Linked DNA regions of Mus musculus: all the other regions are linked to region 1. The links are chromatin loops, found by intact Hi-C in ENCODE. Cell type or tissue: left cerebral cortex. All regions are shown on one strand. Region 1 holds the start of Sec14l5 (SEC14-like lipid binding 5). Region 2 has its middle 15 kb from the start of Anks3. Region 3 overlaps Ubn1 (ubinuclein 1). Region 4 overlaps Dnaja3 (DnaJ heat shock protein family (Hsp40) member A3). Region 5 overlaps Ubn1 (ubinuclein 1). Region 6 overlaps Ubn1 (ubinuclein 1).

Region 1 (4,000 bases):
AAAGTGCCCCTGTTAGATCAGGCCGTAGGCAAGCCTGTAAGGCATTTTCTTAGTTAGTGATTGATGGGGGAGGACCCAGCCCATGCTGGGTGGTGCTATCTCTGGCCTGGTGGTCCTGGGTGCTATAAGAAGGCAGGCTGAGCAAGCCATGGGGAGCAAGTGAGTAAGCAGCTCCCCTCCGTGGCCTCAGCATCAGCTCCTGCCTCCAGGTTCCTGCTCTGCTTGAGTTCCTGTCCTGACTTCCTTCAATGATGAACAGCAGTACGGAAGTGTAAGCCAAATAAACCCTTTCCTCCCCAACTTGCTTTAGGTCATGGTGTTTCACCATAGAAGTAGTAACTCTAACTAAGACAGGGTTTCTCCGTGTAGCCCTGACTGTCCTGGAACTCAGAGGTCTCCTGAGTGAGGGGATTAAAGGTGTGGGCCTCCACACCCAGCTAGGCGTCTTTTCAAGTACTTTCCTCCTTACATTTTTAGGTCAGGTCTCTCACTTGAATCCTAAGATCACTAATTCTTTTTTTGTTTGTTTTTGTTTTTCGAGACAGGGTTTCTCTGTTTAGCCCTGGATGTCCTGGAACTCACTTTGTAGACCAGGCTGGCTTCGAACTCAGAAATCTGCCTGCCTCTGCCTCCCAAATGCTGGGACTAAAGGTGTGCGCCAACACCGCCCAGCTACTTATTTATTTTAAAGATTCATTATTGTTTTATTTACTTCTACCCGTTCATGTGAGTGTTTGCAATGTGTGTGGGTACCCTTGGAAGGGAAGGAGCACTGGGTAGCCTGCCTGGTGCGGAGTTAAAGGCAGGTGTGAGCCACTCAGGGTAGCCGCTGGGAATTTAACTTGGGTCTTCTGCAGGAGCAGTAAGCACTCTTAACCAATGACCCATCTCTCCAACTGCTACTTAGTTACTTACTTACTTTTGGGGCAGTCTCATGTAGCCCACGCTAACCTCAAACTTGCTCTGTCTGTCTGAGGATGACCTTGAACTTTGATCCTCCTGCTTCCATCTCTGAGGGCTGATATTCCAGGTGGGCTACATGTGGTGCTGAGGGTGGAACCCAGAACTTCACGGGAGCCGCGCAACACTACCAACTCTCCAGTTATTGTTTGAGATGAGGTGAAATTTATAGAACACACAGTCAGCCATCTTTCTGTAGACCACTTGGTGACATTTAATGCATTTGCAGTGTTCTGCCTGCACCAGCTCCCTCAAGTTCCAAGCCCTTTCTTCCCGACAGCAGCTGTTTGGGGATTAAGTGCATTTATATTTGAAAGGTTTTAGCAGAGTGTATGGAACAATATGTACGTGTGTGGCGGTAGTGATATTATTATTATTTTTTATAATTTAATATTCATTTATTTAATAGTTATAAATATAAAATACAATATGTTCAGTCCAAATAATGCTACATATATGTATGTAGTTACAGGGCTGACCACTTACTATTGGCTAACCAACTGGGAGGACTCTTTCTTGAAGAAGACTACTTCCTGTCATTTTCCCTCACCTCCCATATTACTTTTTTTTTAATTAGGTATTTTCCTCGTTTACATTTTCAATGCTATCCCAAAAGTCCCCCATACCCACCCCCACTCCCCTACCCACCCACTCCCCCTTTTTGGCCCTGGCGTTCCCCTGTACTGGGGCATATAAAGTTTGCAAGTCCAATGGGCCTCTCTTTGCAGTGCTGGCCAACTAGGCCATCTTCTGATACATATGCAGCTAGAGACAAGAGCTCCCGGGTACTGGTTAGCAAACACAGAAGTGGATGATCACAGTCAGCTATTGGATGGGTCACACGGCCCCCAATGGAGGAGCTAGAGAAATTACCCAAGGAGCTAAAGGGAACTGCAACCCTATAGGTGGTAGTGATATTATTAATTTGTGTCCCTGGCGCTGGAGTGCAGTGCTCTGTCCACGCACAGGCACCTCTCTTTCCTCAGACTTCCCTGTATCCAACATGTTACCCACTCTTCTAGCACAGTCACATCTTCCCTAAGGTTTGGAGCAGAGAAGATTGTGGCTTAAGTGTGGTATTGGGAAAACACCAGATGACAGTGTTAAGTCACTGTGCTGATCCTGGGGAGACCACTAAAGTCCCCTCAATGAATCAAATACGGAGACCTGGGACAGAACAATAGCCTGTGGCTACTTAGGTTATCTTTTGCTGCCACCTTGTGTTGACACTGGGAATTTCGACTCCTATTTCTACTTTATAACCTAGATAGCGCTTTAGCACGTGCTGTCTGCGAGGTCTGATTACATCTTACCTAGGATGCTAAGAAGATGGCAACAATATCAGGGCCATTTCCGTTGCTCTTGCACGGTGAATTGCTAGGTTGAGAGAAGGGAGGGCTGATGGGAGTGAAGCTGTTCCCTGGGCACCCTGGGAAGACTGGCAGGGTTTGCATGCGGCTGAAGTTAGAAGGGACAAAAGCCTAGGGTGACTCTTTTCCTGATTATCTTCTCCTCTGCAATTTTCTCCATGTCTACATTACCAAATAATGCGCATTACCTTATTTATTTTTTAAGATTTACTTTTGTTATCTTAGATTATGTATATATTTATGTGTAGTTGAGTGGTGGTCCCCCTGGAGCTGGGGTTACAGGACTTTGTGAGCCTCTTGACCTGGGTGCTGCGAGTCGAACTCCGCTCCTCCTGAAGACTAGTACCTGCTTTTATCTGCTGAGCTGTCTCTCCAGCCTGCCTAATTTATTTAACGTCGGACAGCCCGACTTTTAGTGGACGCTCTGTAAAGGTGTGAAGAGTGAATAAACAATGCATACAGAAGGGTTTAAGCTAGACCCCTGCAGCCTTCGAGGCGAGGTCAGGTGGAGAATGAGATCAAGGCCAGGGGTCAGCCGGACATGGTGGAGCACATCTGTAATCCGGAGGTTGGGGTAATATAGCCTCGACTGGTCTTCAGTGTGGATTTCGCCTCAAACCGAACCGGAAAAAAAAAAAAAAAGTTCAGGTGCAGTAGGTTCAAGAAGAGGTTACTCAGAACGAGGTAGTTGTGGACTAGGGAAGTCGCGCTCTGTAACTCTGGGCAGGTGCAAATGAACGGGGGTTGGGGGGTCGCGTCCTCAGGGCTGGGTGCTCATGGGTACAGAGACTGGGTTGGGGGCGGAGCCTTTGTTGAGTCTGGGTGAGTGTGAACAGGGTCAACACGGGTGGGGTCTTCTCGAGCCATGGCCAATAGGGAGCAAAGGTAGGGCTGAAGGCGTGACCAAGAGAGGGATGAATAAAAATGAGGGGCAGGCTTAAGACGCGGGGCGAGTCTGGCCGGGGCGGGGTTGGGACCAAACCAATCAGGGAACAAGATAATCTTGTGGGGGTGGTGCCAGGCCAGTTCAGGCTCTCCCTCTGTCCCGGGTCCTGGAGCGGTCCAGGCTGGGCATGTCTGTCACCGCTCTGGTCCCTCTTCTGCCCTACAGGCCACTGTTTGTGTAGGATTGACAAGAGGCTATTGAGCTCCTGAGTTCTGCGGTCCGGGCAAGGCGCCTCCTGGTGATTTGGCGAGCTCAGCTCCCAGGTCAAGCAGGTGCCAGAGCACTGTGCTGTGTTTTCAGCAGTTCTGAGGGTGAGCGGAGCAGCGGAGCCTGCGCATGTATGTGTATTCGAATAGCTTTGTGTGGGTGCCCATTAGTGTGCACCTGGGGGGATAGAGTGCGCGTGTGTGGAGTTGCTGCAGAAAGCTGAGTGCCTGTGCAAAGTTCTATGCTGCGTGTACAAGGACTGTCCTGTGTGGGAGTGGGATGCAGGTGAACCGTACAGAAAGGTGCACGTGTCAGGCTATTATGGAGGAAAATGAAAGGGCAGGCACAAAAACACTGGGGGTTGGGCATAGGGCAGGATGTCCACAGCAAGTCACGGGGAGAATGTGCGAGGACAATCGTGGGAATGTAAATGTGTGTGCCTGCTTGAGTGGGTGGCATTGAGGGTGCCTCTGAAAGAGTGGGGATGGGGAGACAGCATGAAGTGCTGCTTGCTCTC
Region 2 (4,000 bases), 170 kb before region 1:
ACACAGCTGCTCCCTGGGTTGGGGCAGCTATAGGCAACTCAGGTAAAAGACCTGAGAAGCAGATTGGGTGGCAGACTTTCTACCACGCAGCCCTGGCGGTCTCTCCAGTATCCTGTTTCTAACAGCCTGGACCTCAGGGGCTGGGACCCTCAGTCTAGACCCCACGCAGCCAGCTCAAGCATAGTTAAACCTTTGTTGTGGTGTTGACAACTGCATCCGGGGCCTCTCCCGATCCCATATTTAAACACATTTATAGTTTCCTATAGAAAATTTCACCAGGTTCCTGGATTCCTGGCATTTCATGTACCCGAGTACATACATACAGATCTGATGGAAAGGGAGCAAAACCAGAAATTTGCTTTCTCTCTCTTTTTAACCGAGACACAAAAGCACACATAGGTTTCAGGCCACTCCAAATCAAAGGCGGCACCAATCTTTGCTGGTCTGAATGGAATACCATACTTCCTGGGAGTTCTAACACTGTGTGAAATGCAGTGGTACCCAGTCTCCCTTCCTGGGTACCCAGTAACAGCTGTGTGATCGGCCAAGTCCTGGTCCTCACGGGACACCTGAGCTTCCTCCACCTGTTACTTTGCAAGCCTGGCCCCACCACCAACACCCCGCAGACTCCATCTTTAGGACTATTTTGTACCTGCTGTCTGAGCCCCTTTGGTTTCCTGCCACCTCATCTCTCAAGTCTGCTCCAGGCTGCTCCATGAAAGAGCAGAGAAACCACTATGGAGGCAGGGTGTGGGTGGTGTGGGAGGGTGCTTGGTATCTAACATGTTTTAGCATTTGGATGGAGGGGTGGTGCTACTGCCAGCTGCCCGGCTGCTAAAGATAAGCAAGAATCTGTGTCAGGCTTTGAGCCACACAAAGATCAGGTCCTATGGCAGGTCACTGGTAGGCAGCATTAAGCCCACATAATCCTGTCCACAAACCCACAGGGGATGCTACCATAGTTCCAATCCCAAGACATGTCCTTTAGAAGCCACATGCAAGTTGGGCCTCTGCCAAGACCACAGGTAGCCTCCCTGTACACGGACTCCAGCCTGCCCTGCCCACGTGCTGAGGTCCCATGCTTGAACTCCAGGGCAGCATGACTCCTCCCTCTGCCCAGCAGCCTTCACTTCATCCACTTAACTGTCAAGAGCAAAGGCATCCACTGTTCCCAAGCCACACTTTCCCAGCTCATAATGTCAGAAAGCTTGCTGAGAATGACTCACAGTGACAGAAAATAAACTCTACTGCAGTTTCAGCTGCGCCTAGGAATCACTGGCTTTCAGGAAAGCTGCAGGGTGGTAGTGGGCAAGCAGATCAGTCCAAAGCCAGATCTCCACTTGGGCAATGTCCATCATTGCCTCAGAAGATCATACAGGAGATCAAAGAGGCCAAGAAAGCAAGTACAAACGATTCTAAAGGTGGGGTCTTGGGGGTTATAAAACTGAGGGTCACTTCATAGGACCGGGTGCAGTGCCATCACGATACACACCTGGTACCCAAAACTCTCAGGTTTCCTCATTAGGAACAAGACCATGAGGTAGAGACAGGATTCCAAACAGAAAGAAGCAGAGGCCCAGTGAACACGGAGGGAAGACAGGCTCCGCATGAGAACCCAAGAAATGGCAAATGCCTATTAGTCCGCTCCCTATGCCACCAGCAGGGACATGAACCTAGACCTGGGCTGCATGGGCAGAGGGGGTCTGGGTCTCTGCTGTTTCCATGTGCACCCCAAAAGGCCTCGAGGCTGGTCCTAGAGAGAAGAATCACACCATACAAAGGGTCATGACAATGGCTATTAAAGAATAAACAATAAGCCTGGGTCATGCGTGGCGGTGAAAGAGCAGAGCAGAAGCAGAACACATGTCAGAATGACACCCTGGGCCAGGGAGAGGGCTCAGCAGGGAAGGCACTAGCTGCTAATTCTGGGAACCTGTGTCTGCTGCCTGAGACCTGTGAGTCCATGGAGACAACCAACAAGCCAGCCTCCAAATAGACATGGTGGCGCACACCTCCTGCACATACATACACATAACATGTTTTTTAAACACGTATTTAGTCATGTGTAACAGACATACTACCTGGATCGAACATCCCAGAACTCCACAGCTTCAAAAACTCTCATGATTTCATTAACTACTAACAAGGTGTCTACTTCAGTACTCAGCCACTTCCCCCAAGCATGGGTGTGGGCTGACCACAGCAGTTCACCTTACAGGTCAGTGAGGCTTGAAGGAGAGGATAAGGCAGCCTGGGTTCCCCACCTCAGGAACAGTTGCTCAACCCCCAGCTTCCTCAGGGGCATGAGCTCTACAGAGCAGCTCTGAGTCTGCAAAGGGAACCTCAAACTCCCCCAATTCTCCACTGACTCCTGAACAAGCCCCACATTGCCCTTTTAGAGTGGCTGAAAGGAGAGGGTGCTGGCTGTGCAGCAGGCTCGGGACAGCTACACAAGCCTCATAGTATAAGTGCCACCAGAGGGCACTGCAGAGGCCCTCAAATCCATGCACAGCCTTAACACTGGGCATGGTGCTACACACCTTTTTTTTTTTAAGGTTTGCCTACAGCCTGATTTTTAAAATATTTTTATTTTATGTTTGTGAATACACCATCACTGTCTTCAGACACACCAGAAGAGGGCATTGGATCCCATTACAGATGGCTGCGAGCCACCATGTGGTTGCTGGGAATTGAACTCAGGACCTCTGGAAGAATAGTCAGTGCTCTTAACCACTGAACCATCTCTCCAGCCCTAGGTGCTGCACAACTTTAATTGCAGCACTTGGAAGGCAGAGGCAGACAAATCTCTTGAGTTAAAGGCCAGCCTGGTCAACAAACTGAGTTCCAGGACAGCTAGGGCCACACAGGGAAGGAGGAGTTATAAAAGGAAGGTGTCATGGGCCTCAACTCAAGGGACATTAACAGCCACCTGCAGCTGGAAATGGGGCGGGGGGGGGGGGAGTGGATTCTCCACCAGGTCCTGTGGAGGCAGCCACCCCTTACCAACATCTTGACTGAACTGTTGGAGGTTTCTGTTAGAGAGGCCACCAGACTATGGAGCCTATAGTGCAGGAGACATATGCTCCCTTCTAGCTCTGTGCCATGGGTACAGTGAAGGTCCTTCTGCAATGTCCTCATGGTGACCACAGGACACAAAGAGGCGGTCCAAAGATATTCCGAGCAGGGTTGCTGTACTGACTGGCAGCATCAGAAGTGTTGGGCCTGGTAGCTTCTGGAGAAGTTTGAGTTGTGGAGAGCATCATGCATTGTGGTCAGGCTCTGGTCTCAGCAGGTCCTGCTCTGTACACTTAGGGCTATGCTGCAGAATGGGTGAAGCACAGTGGCTGGCATAGGTCCGATCTTCCTTGTGCAGCCTATCAGGTGTGGGAAAGATGGCATGGTACTACCTTCAGCAGCCAACTCATCCAACAGCAAGAAAATGCCTATCCAGGAACCTCAGTCCTAGGCCTGACAGCCAGCTCAGACCATGAAAAGAACCACATTGCCTACAACACACCACCGCATGAGACCTAGTGGGCACTACTGTGCCCTGCATTGTGGGTAATGTAGCCTTTGTTTTCTAGGCTGATCCACAGAATGCCTTGTAGTTCAGTTCCTAAGTCACTTACCTAATCTCCATTTCATCCATTCCTGAGTTGGCTAGAACATTTGTGATGGAAGAAACCGTGAAAGTTTGCTATATACTTATTCGTTTTGAGACAGGGTCTTTCTATGTAACCCTGGCTAAACAGCTCAATATGTAGAACAGGCCAATCTAGAACTCACAAAGGTCCCCCTGCCTCTGCCTCATGAGGAATGGGATTAACAGCATACATGTTGACCCCACCCCCACCCCCAAAAGTAGTCTGTGTAAGTCATGCAGACCTCAAACTTGCTATGTTGTCAAGGATAGCCTTGAACTTCTGATCTTGATCTCACAAGTGCTAACAAGCTCTATCATACCCTGTTTGTAGGGTGCTGGGTATCGAACCCAGAGCTT
Region 3 (4,000 bases), 62 kb before region 1:
CCTCTGCCAAAGCAGGAGTCTCTAAGGATGCCATTGTCACAGGTCCAGCCCCTGGGACCTTCCACCATGGCCTCAGCCACAGTAAGTTCTTGTCTCCTGCCTCTGTTCCTATGTTGTGTGCCATGTTGGGTCCTGTATGTGTTTGGTGTAACCATGGGAACATCCCCCACCTCTGGAAGCTGCATAGTACCCGGGATAGCTGTTTTGTTCCAGACTGGTCTGCAGGTTGCCTGGGGCTCTAGATCTCCCAAACTGCTTTTCTGTTCTGTCTTCAATGTGTGTGTTTTGTTCTCTCCCCTCCTGTTTCTCTCAGGTCTTCTGGCTGGTTTGCACTCCAGCCCACCCCACACAGCGCCTCTCCCACATGCTGCTGTGTCTACCCATGTCCCACAGAGCCTGCCAGGTAAATGCCAGGTGGGCAGCGTGCTGTGCACTCTGTGCGCCACACTCCTCCACCCGTAGGTGCTTTGCTGCTGGCGCTATTAGCCATCTCTGCCTTATCATCTCTGTTTTGTATTTTGCTTTGTATTTTGAGGCTATGGCTTTTTGGGTTCCAGAATAATACAGGCCTATACTACCAGAGACTTTCCCTGGTTTCTTATTGGACTGGTCATTGGGTCAGACTTAGCCTGTGTGACGCTATATGATGGAGCATGAGCATGAAACAGGTGTTCCAACCCTAATGCATTTAAAGAGAAGAAAGGTAATGGTGTTACTTGTCCAGAGGTTAACCAAGCACTTTAGAGCCTTTATGGTGCAATGCTACATAACCTCCAGGCATTGTCAGATGGTAGAGACTCTTTGAAAGAGTGTAAGTATCCATAGGACAGTGAGAGGCCATAGTACATGATTGTGAAGGAAAGGCCTCGATCTCTGAAGCTGGCACAGCTCTGAAACAGAAGCAGCTTTTAGGCCTCCCTGGTGTAAGCTCCCTTGAAACAGATTGGGAAGCACACCTGCAATGAGGCCAGGGCCTCCTGACAGAATGGGGCTTTTGGAAGTAGGCAGTTCTAAGAGCCCTGAGTACATTGTGAGCTCAAGAGCATGAGAATAGTTATAGATACTTCATGAAATTTTGGCTTAAAGAACCCTATGAGAGCCAGGCATGGTGGCACACGCCTTTAATCCCAGCACTTGGGAGGCAGAAGCAGGTGGATTTCTGAGTTCGAGGCCAGCCTGGTCTACAAAGTGAGTTTGTAGCCAGGACTACACAGAGAGAAACCTTGTCTTGAAAAACCAAAAAAAAAAAAAAAAAAAAAAAAAAAAAAGAACTCTGTGAGAACCTGATTTTGACCTAGTATTGTTAGTACTTTAGACCTGTTTCAACCAGGTCCCTGGGCTATCAGGAGAGAAAGGCTGAATTTAGGGCAGGAGTCAGATGCAGACTCTAGGGATGAATCCGTGACCTGCTCATGGACAGTGTGGGTCCATAGCTCATTGTCTGCTTTAGGATCTGTCTGTGAGCTCCTTGCATTCATGTCCTAAAGCTGGGAACTCTGTAGTGAGTGGATGTCAGAGGCCTTGTTAGGATGAGGGTGAGTTTGCATTTCTCAGAGGGAAACCTTTGGACCTTTGAAGAGCAAAGCAAGTAGCAGTAGTCAATTCTTTGAAGAAGCAGTCACACCTGAGGACTTCCTCTGCATGGGTGGGTGGCTACCATTTGAGTGAAGTGCAATGTGGGTGTCTCCCAGCTATGGAGAGCCTGTGTGCTGTGAAAAATGAGATGGTGCCACCTCTACCTGCTTTGAAAATGACCTTTTTTGAGAGAAACAAAGTAATTGAAGAGAGACTGGAAACAGTTTCTGCATCTGTAGAATTTTCAGCAACAAAGGGCAGAGGGACACTGATAGAAAGGAAAAGAAAAAAACATTTCTTGGACCATTTTTATGTTTCCCTCCCCTGGTCTTCCAAAGCTATCAGAAGAGTTACGGATGTCGCTCAGTGGTTGAGCACTTGCCTAGCATATATAAAGCCCTGTCTCATTACCAGTACCTCAAGGAGAAAGAGAAAAACTATGGGGCAGTCAGAAGAGCATCCATGCAAAATGGGCTAGCAGACTGAACTTCATTTTGAGCTGTGCTACAGTGTGGGGCTCTGTAGGGCTGTCAGGGAGTACTCTATCTAGCAGTGAGCTGAGGCTTGCTTCCGTTCTGCTTTCCCTTCCATGTGGATTTGATGCTTACCTTTGTCTTTGTACCTCTGATACCTGAGTACATTTTGATGGCAAGAGAATGAACATTGTCTGGATTCTGTGTGGTCGTCATGTTGCAGAGTGCCTGTTCTGTAAACGGGCTCAATGGCCTCCTGCCTGAGAAGTGCTGGTGCTCATGCATGACACAGGATGCTGCAAGTAGCAATGCACACAGCTGCTGTCGGGGGACATTGCTGCTTCTGTTTCCTGTGAAGTTTGTTTATGCTGTCTAAAAGGAATTGGAGCACTTAAAGAATGATCTGATTTCACTTATTCTTTTCCAGATGCTTCACAGCTTCATGGTAAAGGGCCTGTTGTACCGAGGAAATTGTGACCACTTTGGAGGATGGAACTGAATGACATAGGTCTAGGAGGAAGCCCAACATGTATGTCTCTGATAACAGACATTTGCTGTGCTCTTCATGCCCACTGCTTTTCTTCTGGAGCAGGCGTGAGTTTGAAATGGAGCACTTCTTAGCACTTCAGATGGGCCTCCAACCAAGGCAGCTTCTGCTGCTCACAAAGCGCTTACTGACCTGGTGCTCTAGGCCTCATGGCTTTGTCGCTGGACGACATCAAGGGGCAGCTCTGTGCTGGGAAGTGTACCTAGACTGTGTTGGGAAGTATAGTGTACATGTGTACCTGTGGCAGATCTGTTGGCCACTGGGTTCTAGATCTGCCTAACTCCTGGCATTTGGTGTGTCTCGGAGTTCCCTACTGGTCAGGGTCTCCTGGCCACAGTAGAATCCCTGGATGGTTGTGATTCCGTCCCATCCTCAGGCTGTGTACTCAAGAGGACAATACCCAGGCCAGAGCCGCATGTGGGGGACCTTGCAAAATACTAAGAACACATAATGTGTGCTCCTTGTAGGGGCCAGTTTCTCCTCAGAACATGACAATGAAGCTCTTATAGAGAAAAAGATCTTTATAGATTCAACAATCGTGGTAGGATTTTTAAAGACACCTATCTTGGGCTGTTTTCGTCATTACCATTGAATGCGTTGGATAGAATGGGACTGCTCTTCACACATCACATTATAGGAAGACTTAATTCCAGTGCCTTTTGGTGGAGCAGACTTTGACAACTCACACCTATCCATTCAGCCCACTGAATGGATCTGAGATGAAGATCTTTTTTTAAAGCTAGTCTGTATTTAAGACAGTTTTATTTAATTGGGTTTTTTAATGACTGCACACCATAACCTGTGCCGTCTTGACTTGAAAGTCATCTGAGCCCCCAAGCCCCCCCAAATCCCAGGTTCCCAGCTCTGATTTGTTTTTGTAGAGTTGATGCAGGTGGACTACAGTGGAGCCCCTCAGCCCTCTGTGTCTGAGAGCCCAGGGGTTCTAAGCTACAGGTAGACATTCCACTTTGTCTTACTCTTAGAAATCTCTCTCTGGCAGAGCTGTAGGACAGTTCTCTCTGAAGCATCTGCCACAGAGAACAGGTCTGGGGTGCTGGTGTCCTCTGCACAGCGAGCTTCTGTGTAGACTTAGGAGGGATGTCCAGAGGGTCTGGAGAGTAGACAGAGGACAGAGATAGTTGACTACAGAGCTTCCATCATCAGGCTGTCACACTTACCCAGTGGCTATTTCATATGGACTCGGAGGGCTGTTTCCTATCCTATAAATCTGCCTCGCAGTGGGTTTGGCTGACTGCCTAGCCAGACCACATTTGGGGAGGTGATCAGCACTCTCGGTATGCACCCTAGGGTGGGTCAAGTGTGCTTTTGGTTCCTGCCTCAAGGGTATGGAGCTCAGTAGCCCTCTATTCCTGTGGAGGTGGCCACCTTTCCACCTTACTGGGAG
Region 4 (4,000 bases), 460 kb before region 1:
TAGCTGGTCACTTATTTATAATTTCTTCTTGTTGGATAAACTCCCAGACTAACTTACTTTCTTGTTTCATTTCCAGGAACAAAAAGTTTCCCTTTTGTTTGTACCACCTCTTTCCACACAAGTGCTTCTTTGGCCAAAGATGATTATTACCAGATCCTGGGAGTGCCCCGAAATGCCAGCCAGAAAGATATCAAGAAAGCCTATTATCAGGTCTGTATTGGTCTTAGGTTTACTGACAAGACTGTAGAAAGATTGCTGGTCTGGTCACTGTGTGTGTATGTGTGTGTATGTTTTGCTTTAATTTTTGTTGGTTTTTTTTTTTTTTTTGTTTTTGCTTTTCGAGACAGGGTTTCTCTGTGTAGCCTTGGCTGTCCTGGAATTCATTCTGTAGACCAGGCTGGCCTGGAACTCAGAAATCTGCCTGCCTCTGCCTCCCGAGTGCTGGGATTAAAGGCATGTGCCACCATGCCTGGCTTTTGTTTTAGTTTTTAAATTTGTGCATCTGTGGAATATGCACATGACTGCAGATGTTCACAGAGGACAGGGGTAAGGGATCCCCTTGGGACTATAGTTACAGGCAGCTGTGAACCATCTAACATGGCTGAGAATTGAGTTCAGGTCTTTTGGGAAAGGGGTATGTGCTCTTAGCCACTGAGCCATCTCTTCAACCCAGCTTGGTGCTGATGTTGTCTGGTCCTTACTGCCTTGATGTATAGCCTGCTAAGGCAGGTCACAAGCAGCCGAGCCTATGGAATGATCTGGGAAAGATGGAGTTTGGGGTGCCTTTGGTGGGCAATGAATGTGATATCAATCTGTTAACGTTTTAAGAAAGAAGAGAAGAGGCAGGTAAGATGGCCCAGTGGGTAAAGGCATTTGACATCAAGCCTAGTGACCTGAGTTCAATTCCTCCAAAACCATTTAAAGTCAGGAGAGAACTGATTTCACACGTACACCATGCTGTCCACACAATTATGACATATATAAATAAATAGAAATTATATAGGTAAACATCATTACTCTTTTTTTTAAAGCAGTTTTATCATTATGTATTTTATATATAGGGGTACACTGTAGCTGACTTCAGACACACCAGAAGAGGGCATCAGATCCCATTATGGATGTTTTTGAGCCACCACGTAGCTGCTGGGAATTGAACTCAGGAGCTCTGGAAGAGCAGTCAGTGCTCTTACTGCTGAGCCATCTCTCCAGCTCCTCATAATTCTTTCTTAATTCTTAATTTCTTTATTTTTTATAGCAGTAACTGTCATACGTTTATTACGTAATTCTTCAAAACCTTGCACAGCAGGCAAGCCAGGTGTGGTTGTGCTGCCTTTTTATCCCAGTACTGGGAGACAGAGGCAAGCGAAGCTCTGTGAGTTTAAGGCCAGTTTGTCTCAAAACCAAACCAAACCAAAACAAAAAACCATACTAGTCTACAGAGCTCATTCTAGGACAGCCAGGGCTACATAAACCCTGACTTGTAAAACCAAACCAACCAACCAACCAAAATTGTGCAGGTTATTTGCTTCCCTGTTGCATAGGTTCAGAGCACCAGGATGCTAAAGGGCTAGTCAAGTATTTACTTATTACTTTTTTAAAAAAAGATTTATTTATTTATTTTTATTTATTTATTTTTTTAAAGATTTATTTATTTATTATATGTAAGTACACTGTAGCTGTCTTCAGACACACCAGAAGAGGGAGTCAGATCTCATTACGGATGGTTGTGAGCCACCATGTGGTTGCTGGGATTTGAACTCAGGACCTTTGGAAGAGCAGTCGGGTGCTCTTACCTGCTGAGCCATCTCACCAGCCCTTTATTTATTTTTATATATGTGAGTACACTGTAGCTGTACAGATGGTTGTGAGCCTTCATGTGGTTGTTGGGAATTAAATTTTAGGACCTCTGCTTGCTCCGGCTCAAAGATTTATTTATTACTATACATAAGTACACTGTAGACACACCAGAAGAGGGTGTCAGATCTCATTACAGGTAACCACCATGTGGTTGCTGGGATTTGAACTCAGGACCTTCGGAAGAGCAGTCAGTGGTCTTACCTGCTGAGCCATCTCACCAGACCCTACTTATTACTTTTAACATATATTTATTTTTGGTTTGTGTGCATGCATGTTTGTCTCATGTACATATACTGCATGCATTCTTGGTGCCTTCAGAGATCAGAAAAGGACATCAAATCCCCAGGAACTGGAGTTTTAGAGTTGTGATCTAACACATCAGAGCTGGGAACTGAATCCAGGTCCTCTGCAAGAGTAGTAAATGCTTTGTTTCCTAAAGATTGTTTTATTTATTATGTATGGAGTGTTCTGCCTGCATGTGTACATGCTTGCCAGAAGATGGCACCAGATCTCATTACAGATGGTTGTGAGTCACCCTGTGGTTGCTGGGAATTGAACTCAGGACCTCTGGGAGAGTAGCCAGTGCTCTTAACTGCTGAGTCATCTCTCTGGCCCCTAAGACATCTGTGAAGGAATGATTTATTTTCAAATTTTAAATCTTGCTTTAAGAATTTGTTGCTGTCTTGGCCGGGCGTGGTGGCGCACGCCTTTAATCCCAGCACTTGGGAGGCAGAGGCAGGTGGATTTCTGAGTTCGAGGCCAGCCTGGTCTATAGAGTGAGTTCCAGGACAGCCAGAGCTATACAGAGAAACCCTGTCTCGAAAAACCAAAAAAAAAAAAAAAAAATTTTTGTTGCTATCTTAAGAGAGACAGCTGTTATAAAGAGACATAATTGTAGCAAGTATTTGGGTTCTGTTTTAGTGACTATCCATATCTATAGTAATTTACTTTTTTTCCCCTTAGCTTGCCAAGAAATATCATCCAGACACAAATAAGGATGATCCCAAAGCCAAGGAGAAGTTTTCCCAGCTGGCAGAAGCTTATGAGGTAATGTGACTTGTGGGTTCATTCACTGGCCATTCAGCTCTGTGCACACATCAGAGTCTGCACTGCACAAGATAGCTTGGCATATCATACAGTCCAGGGTGGTGCTGTGTCCCTGCTAGTTCTGCTAACTTAGACTCTAAATGAAGAAAACAGGCTGGTGCGATCTATCTGCTGCCAAGCCTGATGACAAGTTCAATCCTCAGCAACTTCCATAAATCGTCCTCTGACCCCTGCTGAGTTCCATAGCATTTGAACACTCACATATGTACACAAAAGGAATAGGTGTAATTTTTAAAAAAGAAAAGAGACCCGAAGTGGTGGCATATATGTAATTTAGCACTGGTGAGGCTGAGGGCAAGAGAATTTCTGTAAGTTTAAGGCTAAGCAGGGCTATATAGTCTGCCTTCATACAAAACAAAACAAGAGCAAGGTTCATCTGATCAATAAATATACTCAGGTAATTCATATTGATAGCTGATCTCGGGAAATCCCAGTTAGACTGATCAAATCAGTCCTTATTTGATGACTTAAGTTAGCAATTGTAAAAATAGACCGTAAAGCACATAGGAAGAAACCAAATATCTGTGAGAGAACCATTGACCAGTTACAGAATTATTGGAGAATGACCCTGTGTCTTAGCTAGGGTTTTGTTGTTGTTGTTCTTGTTTCTGTTTTATTTATTTATTTATTTATTTAATGTTATGTTTATGGGTTCACTGTCGCTCTCCTCAGACACTCCAGAAGAGGGCATCAGATCCCATTACAGATGGTTGTGAGCCACCATGTAGTTGCTGAGAATTGACCTTACGACCTCTGGAAGAGCAGTCAGTGCTTTTAACCAGTAAGCCATCTCTGCAGCCCCGTAGTTAGGGTTTTAGTTCTGTGAAGAGAGACCATGGCCACAGCAAGTTTTTTTTCATGGTGCTAGAAGGGTAGCTTTGCGTTCTGCATCTGGATCAGCAGACAGCAGGAAGAGAAAGCAACACTGGGGCTGGCTTCTGAAATCCCAAAACTCACTCTTAGTGACACACTTCCTCCAATAAACCCACACCTTCTAATAGTGTCACTCCCTGTGAGTCTGTGGGGGCCATTTTCA
Region 5 (4,000 bases), 75 kb before region 1:
TATTATTGTAAGTTCAAAGCTGGCCTTAGATATACCGCAAGACTCTATCTTTTAAAAATTAATAAGTAAAATAAGTTAATTTAAAAATAAAATCCACACTGGACAGTGGTGGCACATGTCTTTAATCCTAGTACTAGGAAGGCAAAGGCAGGCAAATCTCTGAGTTCGAGGCCATCCTGGTCTACAGAGTGAGTTCCAGGACAGCCAGGGATACACAGAGAAACCCTGTCTCAATAAAATAAAATAATAGACTGCATATGTCCTTTCTTCCACTGTCCAGTATTTATGTTATACCTTTCATCTGTTTCCTATGGGCTATCTTTTAGACAAGGCATCCTTAGAAGTTTGAATTTTATATAGTTTCTCCACATTCATTTCTGATTAGTCAATATTTAATTTTTTCCATCTAGTTTGCCTTCTTAAAATTGTCTGTTTATATGTTTTCTTTTCTTTCACTCATTCAGTGGACCTTCGATTTGATAGTTGTAATGAATACAATGGCATAGATTCAAGTTCTTATCCTCCATGATCTTGTCATGTAGAGAGGTAGACAACTGGCTGAAATACAGAACAAATGAAATACCTTCAGTCTTGTTTGGATGGCTAACCAGAGGGCTAGGTAGACAGCCAGACTGAGTGGAGATCAAAAAGTAGCTCTGAGGACTCAGACTAGAGTCCAGAGTGTTGATTAGACTAGTCTTCAGGGCAAGAGGTCCTTGTCATAAAGTAGGACAGAGCTGAATGTGAGTCACTGGACAGTGGGATCCTCAGAGTGTATGGTAGGAGACGAGCAGAAATGGATGGCTAGTGGCAGATAGTGGAAAACCATATGTTATGGTTGGGTTTGACTATCAGCTGGAAAAGAACCCTTATAGGGTTCTAAGGAAGTTAGTGAGATGTTTTAAGAAGGCTAAGGTGCAGGTATGAGTAGGAGCCTAGGAGGTCAAGCAAGTAAGTTTTAATAAGTTGCTTGCTTATCCAAGGCCACTCAACTACTCCTTTACAGAAGTAATTGGAAGTGATTTAAAGGTAATTGGAAGTACTAGTCCAGAGTTCAGAGGAGAAGGGTCAGGACTTAGATTTGAGGGATCTGCTGAGATGTAGAAGCCTGAGCATCAGGAGTTAAAGGTCAGTATCAGCTTTTGAACTCTGTTTCTGGTGGGCAGGGTATAAAGGACCTAGTAGAATAAGCAAGTGGAACCAGGAGGACCCAGAGATTGCAATTACAAGAAGGCAGAAGAGTAAAGATTTATATATCTTTATCAGAGAGTCACCTTGTTGTCCCCATTTTGTATAAAGTTTGATTTCAGAAACTATATTTTGCCTTAATTTCCAGGTCAGCATCTTTTTGTTCAGGCCAGTGATTCCCAACCCTCTTTGCTCATTAGAATCACCATGTGGCATGTTGAGAGAGATCTGATATTTGGGCTACTTGTCAAGAACATACATTCTTCAGTTCCAACTCCCAAGATTATGTTTTGATTGGCCTGGGGTAGGGAAACCTGCCTAGGAACTTCCATGTGCAGCTAAGAGTGAGAACTACCAGGATTAGTCTTTGCTGTGGTCACTTCAGGGATCTCTAGACTTGTTCTTCAAGTTGTCATCTTTAGTATCACATATGATTTCAGGAGTCTGAGTGTGGGATACTGTACAGATTTTCAAAGGATCTCCTTTAAGTGCTGAAGCTACACAGTCATTTTTTTTTTCCTAATAGGCTTCTCTCTGGGTACTGAGTATGACTGTAGTGCACAGTATTTTTATTACTTTTCATTATTTTTTGATACATAAAAGTCTTTAAATTAGCAGGTCTTACTTAACCTATAGGTTGCAACTCTTTCATAGAGTCACCTAAAACCATAGATATTTGCATTGTGATTCATAGCAGTAGCAAAATTACAGTTACAAAGTAGCAATAGAAATAGTTTTATGGTTGGGGATCATCACAACATGAGTAATTGTGTTAAGAGGTTGCAGCATTAGGAAGGTTGAGAACTCCTGCTTTAAATCTGAGAGGTTTGCTGAAGATCTTACTTGTTTTTCTACCATTGACAGCATAGAAATCGCAATTTACAGGGTGGTTGGTAAGGGCCTGCACACAGAAGCTAGACAGCTGGCTGAGTTGGTCTCTAGCCAGATGTCTCAGGATCACTTCTTTTTCCATGATTAATATGGTTCCAAGAAACTCAGCCCACAGATGCTGCGTCAGCTTTGGGATGACCTTATCTGGGGCTGGGAAATAGGAAGATAGCAGAGTGTTTTGTTGGCAGGTGCTCTTTGGGAGCGATGACTCTGTGCCTGCTGGTGAATGTGAGGGATGCATGGGAAAGGGCACTAATACATTGCTGTCACTGTCTCCTGTGAATCAGGCTGCCAGAGCTGCTGAGGGAGAGAGCAAACAGAAATTCTTCACTCAAGATATTAATGGCATCCTGCTGGAGTGAGTACCATCTGTTTGTTTGTCTCTGTTCTCCTATTTAAAATGAAACAGGGACATTGCATCTATCTCCATAAATGATAGAACTTACAAATCTTCAGCAACGGACATTATTAAAATGATATAGTACATGTATTGTCATAGTTGGAAGAGGATTTCTTGACAAGTATGCGATGAAAAAAGAGAATGCAGAAGAATGAATGACAACCTGGTGACCTCAGGTCTGCTGGGAGTTAGGTGCCTTTCAGGGTTCCTCCTCGTTTTCACTTGTGCTGCCATTTCTCTTCATCCCGTCATGCTTTTCCCAGAGCCCCAAAAACCTGAGGTACTTGGTTGTCTGAACTAATTAATAAGGACAACAGCAAGCATACAAAGCTAAGCCATGTCAGGCCACAGCTTTGCAACCCCTTTCCTGGTTATATTAGGTAGCAGGAGCAGCTTGATGCTCAATAGCAGGGCTTTGCTTATGTAAGGACAGTTGTCAAGGCTTGGATGTTTCCACAAATGGCCTCTACTGAGTAGAATGTGGATGAACCTTTTGGCTCAGCACAGGGCCTCAAAGAGCACCTGTGAGAGTTTTGTGTCAATAAAGAGCCTGCTTGATTGTGTCATATAAAGAAAGCTCGGGCTTTTTCTGTTTGTTTGGCTGGCGTCACTAGAGAGTGAGGATTTTCCTGATCTCATGATCATGGATAGAATTAGTAACTGAAAATCAAAATGTGGAGAAGGCTGGAAAGATGCTCTAGTGCCTATAAGAACTTGACATTGCTCTCATAGAGGACCAGGTTTTGGTTCCTAGTACCTAGATGGTGGCTCACAACTGTCTTTAACAACCTGACTTTTTAACTTTAAGTCCAGGGGATCCAGTGTCCTCTTAAGGTTTCCATGGGCACCAGGCATTCACATGGGACAGACATACACATATAGGCAAAACACTTTGCATAAAACAAAAATAAACCTTCGAAATACTGTCAGGAAATATTTCCTGCCAACTCCAAGCATTTTGTTACTTTCACTTTTAAAACTTTCATATTTTCTTTGTTTATGAAATTTAATACTCCTATCTTTTTGTCTTTGGTTTTGTTTTCTTGACTACCTTTGACTTGGTCTTATCCATGACCTAAGAGCCTTGATTCTTTTTTCCTAGCCAAGTTCTTTCAGCTTGAGAGTTTTTCTTGTTGCTGATGGAGATTTTATCGCTGTGGCCACATGGTTGGTTACATTGTGTGACTATCAGCCTACTTTTGGTGCCTAGCTTTCTTCTCCAGTCTGCAACCTAAGGAAGAGAAAACTTGCAGTGAGCTGCAGGCCATTGATGACTGTGTTGTGTTCTTCAGCATAGAGGTGCAAACTCGGGAGCTGACTAGCCAAATCCGTTCTGGGGTGTTTGCCTATCTGGCTTCATTCCTGCCCTGCAGCAAGGATGCTCTAGTCAAGCGTGCTCGGAAACTTCACCTCTACGAACAGGTGGGTGGCAGAGTCTGCCTAAGGATCCCATCTGCTGCACTACCTCCTTCTGATAGCCCGTTATGAGTCCTCAGTGTAAGACTGGTTCATGAGCCAAGC
Region 6 (4,000 bases), 87 kb before region 1:
AAGTGAGTTCCAGGACAGCCAGGGCTATACAGAGAAGCCCTGTCGCGCCCGCTCTCGACCAGCAAGAACGACGCGACCACCAGTCCTTCTAACAGCAGTTTATTCAGTCCTGATTCTTCTTGTTTATATCCCCCGAACCCTGGGCCTCTCACTCCTTTTATACTCTCTCTCATCCACGCACCGCAGGCCACGCCCCCTCGCCAGTCACGAGGCTTCAGCTAATCAGGGCAGCAGGGGCAAATCTCCACCAAATTGGGTTCACCTGTATCCTGGTACACCTGCGCAGCACTCAAGACGTTTGTGTCTTATATGAGGAAGTCAGGTGCAAGTCATATGACTTAGCTGCAGTCCCTGGCGCCTTTGGGACTGCCGCCACACCCGCTCCCCACAAAGCCCTGTCTCGAAAAACCAAACCAAAAAAAAAAAAAAGTGTGTGTGTGTGTTTTTGTATATTTTTGAGATAATGTCTTTCCCATTTTGTTTTCTATTGCTGTGATAAATGTAGAAATCTAAAGCAAGTTGGGAAGGAGGAAAGGATTATTTCAGCTTACAGCCTACTACAGTCTATCATGAAGGGGGAAGTTAAGGCAGGAACAGATGCAGGAGCTATGAAAGAGTGTTGCTTATTGGCTTGGTTCTTTTCACTTGCTTAGCTACCTTCTTGTACAACCCACGACCACTTGTCCAGGGGTCTCTCTACCCAGAGTGGGCCATTCCCACATCAATCATACCAAGAAAATATTCCCACAGACTTGCCTATGGGCCAGTCTGAAGGTTGCATTTTTTCTGTTGAGGTCCCTCTTCTAAAATGACTCTAGCTTGTGTCAAACTGGGAAACAAGACAAAACCAACCAACCAAACAAAAAAACCAAGTAACACACAGTCTTACTATGTAGCCCAGGCTGACCTTGAATTTAGGAGTCCTGTGGCAGGCTCCTAAATACTGGGTTTACATATTTACACCACTATATCCAACTAAAAAAATCTAAACAAATTTTTCAGTTGTATCATACATACAATTTTAAAAAGTACATAATGATAAAATTTGTGGATTTTTCATAAACTTAGCAGAGCCATGCAACCTGCACATGGCTCATAAAACACCACATTTCTACTTGCCTCAAATACTATCCGCCTACCTCACAGGGAACTGCTGTCAATCAAGACCAGTTTTGTATTTCTTTGTGCTTGTATGTACATAGCATCATATATTATGAGTAGGAGCTAGATGAAGAACATTTGAAGCAGTCACTGTCTATTAGTATATTGGTAGGCTTGAAAGAGAAGGTAAGTAGGCCCACACTTGTGGCATTTTGGTCTCTAGTGGCTTTTAGTAGAAAAGGATGAGCCAGCACCTGGGTAGAATGAGGTAGTATTGGTAAGTCTCTAGCATAGTGTCTCAGTGCCAAGTAACTCACCCAGCCTGATTGATTTGGGGAATGTATGGAGGAAGCATGGCTAGCTAGAAGGACTTCTCACCTTTCTTGAATAAAAATGTGTAGGGTTATGTTTTGTTATATTTGAGGCAGGGTCTCATGTACCATAGACTGGCCTCTTAATTACCATATAGCAATATGCTCTTAAATTCTTAATCCTCCTGCCTCCACCCCCTCCCGCCTCCCAGTGCTGAGATTAAGGTATATATCACCACCTGACTAAAATGTGTTTTGTTTATCTTTTAAATTTTATTTTATGAGTGTTTTTTCTACATGTATGTCTATTCACTGTATATGTACCTGGTACCTGTAGAAACTAGGTGTCAGATCCCCTGGAACTGGACTTACAGATGATGGTGAGCCATCGTGTGGGTGCTAGGAATTGAGCTCAGGTTTCCTGCAAGAGTAGGCAACATTCTCAAGTACCTGAGCCATCACTCCTGCTCCATCCATTATTTGCTTTTATGTGTACTAGTGGTTTGTCTATATGTGTCTGTGCCACATGTGTTACCTGTAGAAGCCAGAAGAGGGAGTTGGATCCTCTGGAGTTACAGAGGATTTGAGCTGCTATATGGGTGCTAGGAAGGGAACTCCTGGTTTTCTCCAAATGCTTGTAACTGCTGAGCTGTCTGTCTCTCCAGCCCAAACTGTGTTTGTTGTCTTGATTGACAATCTTAAAGGCAGAATGAAATCAGTGCATCTATAGCAAGGGTCATCATGTGTATAAGTGCAAGTAAACAGGATGAAAACAATAAAATCTGGTCACAATTCCTACTATAGATAGTGTCCTCATTCTGAAGAGAAAGAGATAGTAGGAGTCGGTTAATGTATTGACTTATGGGCTCATACTAAATGGATAAAACAATTGAAATTAGAACTCCAGTGCTCTGACTTACCTTGTTTTATTTTTGGCAGCTGGGGAAAAGAAGTTCCTTATTACTTTTAATATTACAGAAAAATGTATGACATGTACAAGGGAGAAGTTTGGATCAAGTTTCAAGGGAATCACTCCTTTTCAGTTTTACAAATTCTGAGTGGATCTGTCTTGTGTTAAGAGTACAGTCATGTGTGAGGTCCTAGGCACCTACTCCCAGTATAATCTGATATATTTGGCTATTAATCCATTGAACACATATTCTTTACAATGTGAAGTGCTGCTGCACAGGGAGGACCATATAAAAGTCAGAAAGACTGTCCCTGCCTCATAGGAATTTACAGTCTTACAGGTATTTTTAAAAAATTTCAGGAGCACAGGTAGCAGAAGTTACAATATGTTGAGGTTTAAGCACCAGAGGTTCTTGGCTGAGCTCAGTAATGGCCAGCACGCTGTGTTTGGACAGAACTGAGTCTTTGGTTCTGGGTAGTAATTGAAAAGATGTGTTGGCTTGGCTTTGAGGAGTTAAATTGGGTAGTGCTCAAAAATGGCTTGTTTGTGTGTTTGTTTGAGTTGGGGTTTTCTGTATAACAGTAGTGGACCAGACTGGCTTTGAACTCACAGAGATCTCCTTGCCTCTGCCTCCCAAGTGCTAGGACTAAAAGTGTAACCACTGCCCATCTAGAAATGGAATTTCTAAAGGTTATTTTAGCCATTTAAGTTGTATGTGGTGATCATTGTAGAAATAGAAGATACAAATAAACAGCACATTTTTTTTTAAACCCATGTAGGCTTGGAGAGATGGCTTAGTAGTTAAGAGCAGAGCTCTTTTATAGGACTCAGGTTCCATTTCTGGCACCCATACTGTGGCTCCATCCATTTGTAATTCTAGTTCCAGGGGATCTGATGTACTCTTCTGACCTCTCTGGGCACTATGCATATACATACTGCACATATAAACATGTAGGCAAAACATATAAAACCACTCATTTATTATCATAAATGTTTGTACTTTGTATGCACCATAGTATTCCAGTATGTATACATACTATAAATCATGTACATCTCTTTGAGTGGATGGGTTTATTAGAGTGGAAAGTAGAATAAAGAATTTTTTTTCTTTTTTTGTTTGAGGTTGGAAATCAAGCAATACTATATAGTATGGACTGGCTTTCGACTTTCTTGTGTGTGTGCATTGGTGTTTTGATTCCTTATATATTTGGGTAAGAGTGTCAGATCTTGGAGTTACAGACAGTTGTGAACTGCCATGTGGGTGCCAGGAATTGAACCCCTATTTTCTGGAAGAACAAACGTTCAGTGCTGTTAACTTCTGGGCCATCTCCCCAGCCCTAGAGGATTATTCTTTTGCTTCTGTTTTCCAAGTGCTGAAATAACAGGAATGTACCTTCATACTTGGCTTAGAGACATTTATTTTGAAGCAAGCATCTATTTTTCAGTATTTTATGTGCACTCTGAAGTCTTAGCATATAGATTATAATCACTATTAATATTAAAATTCCTTGCCCAAGAACATGGAAAATTTACTTGATTAAAAAAATGTAGGAGTTGGGGGCTGAAGAGATGACTCAGTGGTTAAGAGACTGACTGCTCTTCCAGAGGTCCTGAGTTCAAATCCCAGCAACCACATGGTGGCTCACAACCATCTGTACTGGGATCTGATACCCTCTTC

The links. A loop is a pair of places that touch in the nucleus more often than their neighbours do. Peaks named below come from ENCODE experiments on the same cell type or tissue, not always from the same donor. Only the 100,000 strongest peaks of a DNase experiment are listed, where the experiment ranks them.
Region 2: a loop joins it to region 1, with 9 times the contacts of the local background. A loop is called at or near these places in 26 of 42 quality-filtered maps.
Region 3: it touches region 1 in a loop (2.0-fold over the local background); 6 of 42 quality-filtered maps call a loop at or near these places.
Region 4: it touches region 1 in a loop (3-fold over the local background); 5 of 42 quality-filtered maps call a loop at or near these places.
Region 5: a loop joins it to region 1, with 2.4 times the contacts of the local background. A loop is called at or near these places in 6 of 42 quality-filtered maps.
Region 6: a loop joins it to region 1, with 2.5 times the contacts of the local background. A loop is called at or near these places in 21 of 42 quality-filtered maps.

Annotation. Positions count from the first base shown.
Region 1 is chr16:5,143,582-5,147,581 of GRCm38, forward strand. It overlaps Sec14l5 (SEC14-like lipid binding 5), which reads left to right and starts at 3,528. Exons shown (of 16, transcript NM_001127725.1): 1 at 3,528-3,548. In left cerebral cortex, CTCF peaks have their summits at 2,195 (motif pointing left) and 3,410; DNase peaks (open chromatin) are centred at 2,188, 3,360 and 3,922; H3K4me3 peaks cover 1,096 bases; H3K27ac peaks cover 366 bases.
Region 2 is chr16:4,977,706-4,981,705 of GRCm38, forward strand. It overlaps 4930451G09Rik. Among named protein-coding and RNA genes, the nearest start is that of Anks3, 15 kb to the left of the region's middle. In left cerebral cortex, a CTCF peak has its summit at 2,479 (motif pointing right); DNase peaks (open chromatin) are centred at 762, 1,201, 1,546 and 2,463; H3K27ac peaks cover 2,133 bases.
Region 3 is chr16:5,081,581-5,085,580 of GRCm38, forward strand. Ubn1 (ubinuclein 1) reads left to right here. Exons shown (of 19, transcript NM_026666.4): 17 at 1-81; 18 at 314-403; 19 at 2,476-4,000. The coding sequence ends at 2,525. Among named protein-coding and RNA genes, the nearest start is that of Gm23483, 23 kb to the left of the region's middle. In left cerebral cortex, no CTCF peak of the experiment used is centred here; a DNase peak (open chromatin) is centred at 1,590.
Region 4 is chr16:4,687,161-4,691,160 of GRCm38, forward strand. It overlaps Dnaja3 (DnaJ heat shock protein family (Hsp40) member A3), which reads left to right. Exons shown (of 11, transcript NM_001135112.1): 2 at 77-210; 3 at 2,821-2,904. Among named protein-coding and RNA genes, the nearest start is that of Dnaja3, 5.1 kb to the left of the region's middle. In left cerebral cortex, CTCF peaks have their summits at 1,098 (motif pointing right) and 2,354 (motif pointing right); no DNase peak of the experiment used is centred here.
Region 5 is chr16:5,068,283-5,072,282 of GRCm38, forward strand. Ubn1 (ubinuclein 1) reads left to right here. Exons shown (of 19, transcript NM_026666.4): 9 at 2,367-2,437; 10 at 3,772-3,901. Among named protein-coding and RNA genes, the nearest start is that of Gm23483, 9.4 kb to the left of the region's middle. In left cerebral cortex, no CTCF peak of the experiment used is centred here; a DNase peak (open chromatin) is centred at 2,242; H3K27ac peaks cover 1,241 bases.
Region 6 is chr16:5,056,356-5,060,355 of GRCm38, forward strand. The region is part of intron 3 of Ubn1 (ubinuclein 1); the gene reads left to right. Among named protein-coding and RNA genes, the nearest start is that of Gm23483, 2.5 kb to the right of the region's middle. In left cerebral cortex, a CTCF peak has its summit at 1,959 (motif pointing right); no DNase peak of the experiment used is centred here.